Linked DNA regions of Homo sapiens: region 1 is linked to region 2. The links are chromatin loops, found by intact Hi-C in ENCODE. Cell type or tissue: Calu3. All regions are shown on one strand. Links, peaks and the distances in the headings refer to the core of each region. The heading gives the core; the rest is flanking DNA. Region 1 has its middle 6.4 kb from the start of ARSD-AS1. Region 2 overlaps ARSH (arylsulfatase family member H).

Evidence for each region. A loop is a pair of places that touch in the nucleus more often than their neighbours do. Peaks named below come from ENCODE experiments on the same cell type or tissue, not always from the same donor. Only the 100,000 strongest peaks of a DNase experiment are listed, where the experiment ranks them.
Region 1: it touches region 2 in a loop (4-fold over the local background); 4 of 110 quality-filtered maps call a loop at or near these places.

Annotation. Positions count from the first base shown.
Region 1 is chrX:2,897,106-2,899,925 of GRCh38, reverse strand. No RefSeq gene overlaps it. Among named protein-coding and RNA genes, the nearest start is that of ARSD-AS1, 6.4 kb to the left of the region's middle. RefSeq lists enhancers at 1,273-2,068, 2,069-2,820. In Calu3, for the core only: no CTCF peak of the experiment used is centred there; DNase peaks (open chromatin) are centred at 845, 1,615 and 2,075.
Region 2 is chrX:3,025,192-3,028,011 of GRCh38, reverse strand. It overlaps ARSH (arylsulfatase family member H), which reads right to left. Exons shown (of 9, transcript NM_001011719.2): 7 at 537-699. Among named protein-coding and RNA genes, the nearest start is that of ARSF, 15 kb to the left of the region's middle. In Calu3, for the core only: no CTCF peak of the experiment used is centred there; a DNase peak (open chromatin) is centred at 1,721.

The sequences.
Region 1 (2,820 bases), core at 114-2,613, 130 kb after region 2:
AAAACAAAAAACAAACAATCTGCAAACATTTTAAAAGGAAGAAAGCCTTGAGGTTAAAGGTCATCTCCAGGCTGAATACCTCACCCTCTGTCCTTGGCCTCCACGTCACCCCATGCCACTATCATGCTATCCATTAAAAAAAAAAAAAAAAAAAAATCACATTCCCTTAGACCATCGTGAGAACCTGGAACAGAAGGATGACATGTTTTCTTCTTTGTTTTCAGAAACCATAGCACATTCCCCACCCAGAGAACATGCTCAAAAGGAAAAAAAAGAAGATTCAGAAGTGTTCATCTTCTTTTTTATATTTTTTTAAATTTAAAAACCTCAACTTTCCTCCATACCTGTAAGACCTATGACATGAGCAGACATGCTTTAAAGGTAGAGGTTCTGGCTGGCTTAGAAGCACCCAGGATTTCTGCAGAAAACCTCACTGGGGCTTTTAAAAAATACATTCTTTAAAACTTTCTTGTATGGCTCTTTGCTTTTGTTTTTTATTTTGTTTTGTTTTGTTTTTGGAGACAGGGTTCCGCTCTGTTGCCCAGGCTGGGGTGCTGTGGTACAATCACAGCTCACTGCAGCCTCCAACTCCCAGGCTTAAGCGATCCTCCAGCCTTAACCTCCAGAGTAGCTGAGGCAAGAGACGCAAGCCACCATGCCCGACTAATTTTTCTTTTATGTATAGAGATGGGGTCTCCTATGTCGCCCAGGCTGGTCTCCAACACCTGGGCACAAGCAATCCTCCACTTTGGCCTCCCAAAGTGCTGGGATTATGGCTCCTTGAGAGTTAGGTTCCCTTTGAGTCAAACTGTGGCAGGCCAGGCTTCCATTAGCAGCCGGAGCAACCAGTTTTTCCACTAACGCTTTATTATAATTCTGATGATGCACAAGTTAAACACGTCATACCAGGGCTCACTGAAGATTAAGCGTCTAGAGAAAACTTCCCAGACCCCAGACCCTAGTTAAAGATTAGACAGGAACCGAATGAAATACTCCCGCTCGTAGGTGCAATCCTACACGTGGGCATAGAGCTTAAAATGCATAGAAACCCTGGAAAAAACTTGTCACTTTGAGCTGACCTGGTGAGTTAATCTGACCTTCTCCCTGTAACCCGTTGGAGAAATAAATCCCCTTCTCCCCAGTCTGTCTGCACCTCATTGTTGAGCCCCAAGAACAAGCAGCCAGCACTCGTTCATTCGTCCGGGAGCAAAACCTTTGTTAAAGAAAAAACTATTCAGTGATACTAGGTTGGTAATTGCAGTTATTACTTTTGCACGAACCTCGTACTTGGGAAAGCATCACCAAAAAGATAACGAAGACATTATCCAGGCTTATCGTGTGAAGTACAGGGACCACTGCAATGGCGGTTCACAGTGCAGGAGAGGCTGGGCTCAGCTTCCAATATGAACACAGCAAGGGCAAGTGGGAATGTACAGCCACGGGGGCAGGCAGCGGGTGTACAGATGGCAAAGCACTAAAAGGAAACATCAGAGGTGAAGCGGGTCCTGGCTAAACCAACCTGGCTTGTTAAAGCCAGCCAAGGGGGTTAAACATCAACCAGGGGTGGTGGACGACGAGGAACATGATATCAAGAATGGTGGCTTCTCGCCAAACTGACTTAGCCGGTACTTTGCTGAAATCTAATTCTATAAGGAAACGCACCACCGGGCCTGGGAGGGGCTTCAGGAGCCTGGCTACGGTTTGGCCAGGCAGAGACTTTTTGTCACATCTCCTTCTCACCTAAAGGTGTCCGCGGTGAATTCTTGCATCATTTCCTTTTCATGCATTTCCCCAGTCATGTGTTGCAAACCTAACCCTGAAAATACCAAGTATGCAGCCGGTCTGTGAGCTGAGGGAATATGCAGAGACCTGCAGAGAAGCAGCATTGTCTGCAGATTTAAAGAGGAAGGAAGCAGGACTCGGATAAGGAGGGGGCCAGCCAGAGGGGTGGAGGAGAGCTGACTTACAGCTGCCCTGCAGAGGGCCTACCTTTATCTTGGGGGATGCCTTCAAGTCCGGTCTTTGACTCTTGTTCAAGATAAGGGCTGGGATTTATGACGCGCTAGTTACAGTTCAAACCTCCCCCCTGACCCCAGAGTCTGTTTCTTTACTTAAGGTTTGCACATTTGCAAGTGGCCTAACCAGTTAGACAGCCTGGATGCACTGAATGAGCGGAGTGGCAACCGCCTCCCCTACCTCCTCAAATGTCTGGTTTGAGGCCCCCTGAAACCAAGATTCCTCTCACTGTCCTTCGTGTGCCAACCATGAGACAGAACAAATGAGACCCTGGGAAGCTCCTGCCCGGGATGTCTCCGAAGCTCCAACGCTGGCTGCATGCTCTTTCTCTCCTCGCACTCTCTCACAATCTTACACGAAATGAGCATGCTGTGTGGGGGCTGGGAAGTCCACTCAAATATCCAAACTAGAAACTGGCCGAGTGCAGTGGCTCATGCTTATCATCCCAGCACTTTGGGACACCGAGGTGGAAGGATCACTCAAGCCCAGGAGTGCGAGACGAGCCTGGCCAACACAGTGGGACCCCGTCTGTACAAAAAATATAAAATCAGGCAAGCGTGGTGGTGCACACCTGTGGTCTCAGCTACTTGGAAGGCTGAGGTGGGAGGATCTCTAGAGCCTGGGACGTCAAGGCTGCAGTGAGCTGTGATTGCACCACTGTACTCCAGCCTGGGTGACAGTCTCAAAAAAAAAAAAAAAAAAGAAAAGAAAAGAAAAACTTTGCGGGAAATTTTTCATATATTGACCTATTAGAAATCCAACTTCATGTTCCGTGAATGGAAAACCCTGCACCAAAATTAACTC
Region 2 (2,820 bases), core at 310-2,809:
CCCACCTCAGCCTCCCAGGTAGCTGGGATTACAGGCACGTGCCACCACACCAGACTGATTTTTGTATTTTTAGTAGAGATGGGGGTTTCACCATGTTGGCCAGGCTGGTCTCGAACTCCTGACTTCAAGTGATCCGCCAGCCTTGACCTCCCAAAGTGCTAGGATTACAGGCACGAGCCACCGCACCTGCTCTAGGCATACATGTTTTTATTCAGTAATCATTTAACACTTAATTGCATAATGGTCTAGAAGCTGTGAGGGATGTGATGATGTATGAGAATCAGATCCCATCCATGAGAACAGTCAAACACACACAGGCATAAGTGTAATATGACAAAGGATATTAAGGTATACTCTAAGAAGAAAACAAAATATTCCACCACGCACCAAGGGGAGAAAGACATCTGGCCCTATGGGCAGAATATTGATAATTAAGTAATATACTATGTACATACACACACACATAGAATTATCAAGTATATCCACTTATGTTCAAATATATCACCCTAGGTTAGGAGCAAACACTGTTTCCATACCTGTCCTGGGACAAGATCCCTCCGCCTATATAAGACAGCGTCGGATAGATGTCCATTAAGCTGGTGGGCTCATTGATCACTCTCCCAGCCTCCAAGACTGACGGCCACCGGAATATCCCTGGCACACGGATACCTCCTTCCCATCCTCCCATTCCTTTGCCACCTAAAACCAAAGATTACGACACAACCAAAGATGAGTTAAAACCCAACCATATTGGCCGGGCACGGTGGCTCACGCCTGTAATCCCAGCACTTTGGGGGGCCGAGGTGGGCGGATCACTTGAGGTCAGGAGTTCAAGACCAGCCTGGCCAACATGGTGAAACCCCGTCTCTGCTAAAAATACAAAACCATTAGCTGGGCATGGTGGTGGGCGCCTGTAATCCAAGCTACGTGGGAGGCTGAGGCAGGAGAATCGCTTAAACCCAGGAGGCGAAGGTTGTGGTGAGCCGAGATCACGCCACTGCACTCCATGGTGGTGCATGCCTGTAGTCCCACCTACTCGGGAGGCTGAAGTCGGGGGATCAGAGACGAGGAAGTGGAGATTGCAGTGAGCTGAGATTGTGCCACTGCACTCCAGCCTCGGTGACAGGGTGAGACTCTGTCTCCAAAAAATAAAAAAGAAAAAGAAAAAGAAAAGAAAAATACAGGTTTTATCCACATTATAATGATCCTTGAGGAACAAGCTAAAAAACTTTACCCCGTGATTTCCCATATAGAGGAAGAAAGAGAGGAGTGTGAGTAGAAAAATGGCCAGAGGCAGAGTTGAGAATCACTTCTTAGACAAAAGTCCCCTTGGGTGTTTCTGAGCACAAAACAAAAATGAAGCCCTTGCCGTAAGATCAATCATGAGACTGAGGCGGTTGTTACAGAATAGAAAAATGGCCCTATGCCAAATGCCAGTGTCAAGACCATATGTCTAGACTCTTTAAGAAAAAATAGGAACCTCTCTGGAGGAAAAGGTCTCTTCCTATGTGAAATTTTCATTGAATGTCTTCTACGTGCGCACCTGTCTGACAGGCAGCATTACAAAGAAACACAAAACCGGAAGCCTCTAGCAGAAAATGAGGTAAAATTCACTGCTGACACATTCACTGATCTAACCAGTCTAACCAGTGTTGAAAGGCAGCTCAGCTTCTTGGCACCATTCTTTTTTTATTTTTATTTTTTTTAATTAAGACACTGTCTCCTTCTGTCACCCAGACTGGAGTGCAGTGGCGCAATCATAGCTCACTGCAGCTTCCAACTCCTGGGCTCAAGCGAGCCTCCCTCCTGAGCCTCCCAAGTAGCACCATTCTTTATTATAAGAAAAACTCGACAAGCTCACTGAACCAAATCTATGTGCTTTTAACATACAATCATAAAGCCATCCTGATGTTTTCTTCATCGTATTTAATAACCTGTATCTTTGTGGGGCAGAGCTGCGAGGTGTAACTAGACTAGAACAAAACCCATTGCTTACCCAGGAGATCTAAATCTCTCTATCCATTGAATTCATCGCTTCACAGGAAGCACCCTGAGAAACAGGCATCCTGTCCCAAAGCCTGAGAAATGCTCACAACAATTTTGCCAGTCCTATTCCAGGGTTATGTGTGCTTTTTAAGGACAGGGGCTTTACACTCACACATACTCATGCAATTATAATAATTATTATAATATATAATAGGTACAGTTGTTAGAATCATCATGACTGTAATAATCACACTTCGTTAGATGGCATATATATGGTGACTCAGATCTGTTCCTCACTTTTTCTACTAGGTTTAGCACCAATTTAGTCTTTGCTAATTAACAGTTATGACTACAGCAAGTCCACATGACAAGCCAGAGGAGGTGAATGCTTTCAGGAGCTCACTTCTATTAATTTACAATATATAATCCAGTATCCACAATCCTATATATATACAATGAATATAGTGAATATATATATAGGATTATGTGTAATATATAATGAATATAGTGAGTACATATAGTGAATATGTGTAGGGTTATGTATACTCTATACAGTGAATATATAGAATTCTATATACTATATATAATTAATATGTGACTATAGACATAGTAAATATATATAGTATTATATATTATATTATATATACTGAATATATAAAATTATATATAATGATCTATACAATAAATATAGTAAATATATAGAATTATGTGTGTATATATAATGAATATAATGACTATATATACATAGTGAATGTGTACAGGATTATGTATATTATATGTAGTAAATATGTAAAATTACATGTATTATATATAATGAATATAGCGAATATATAT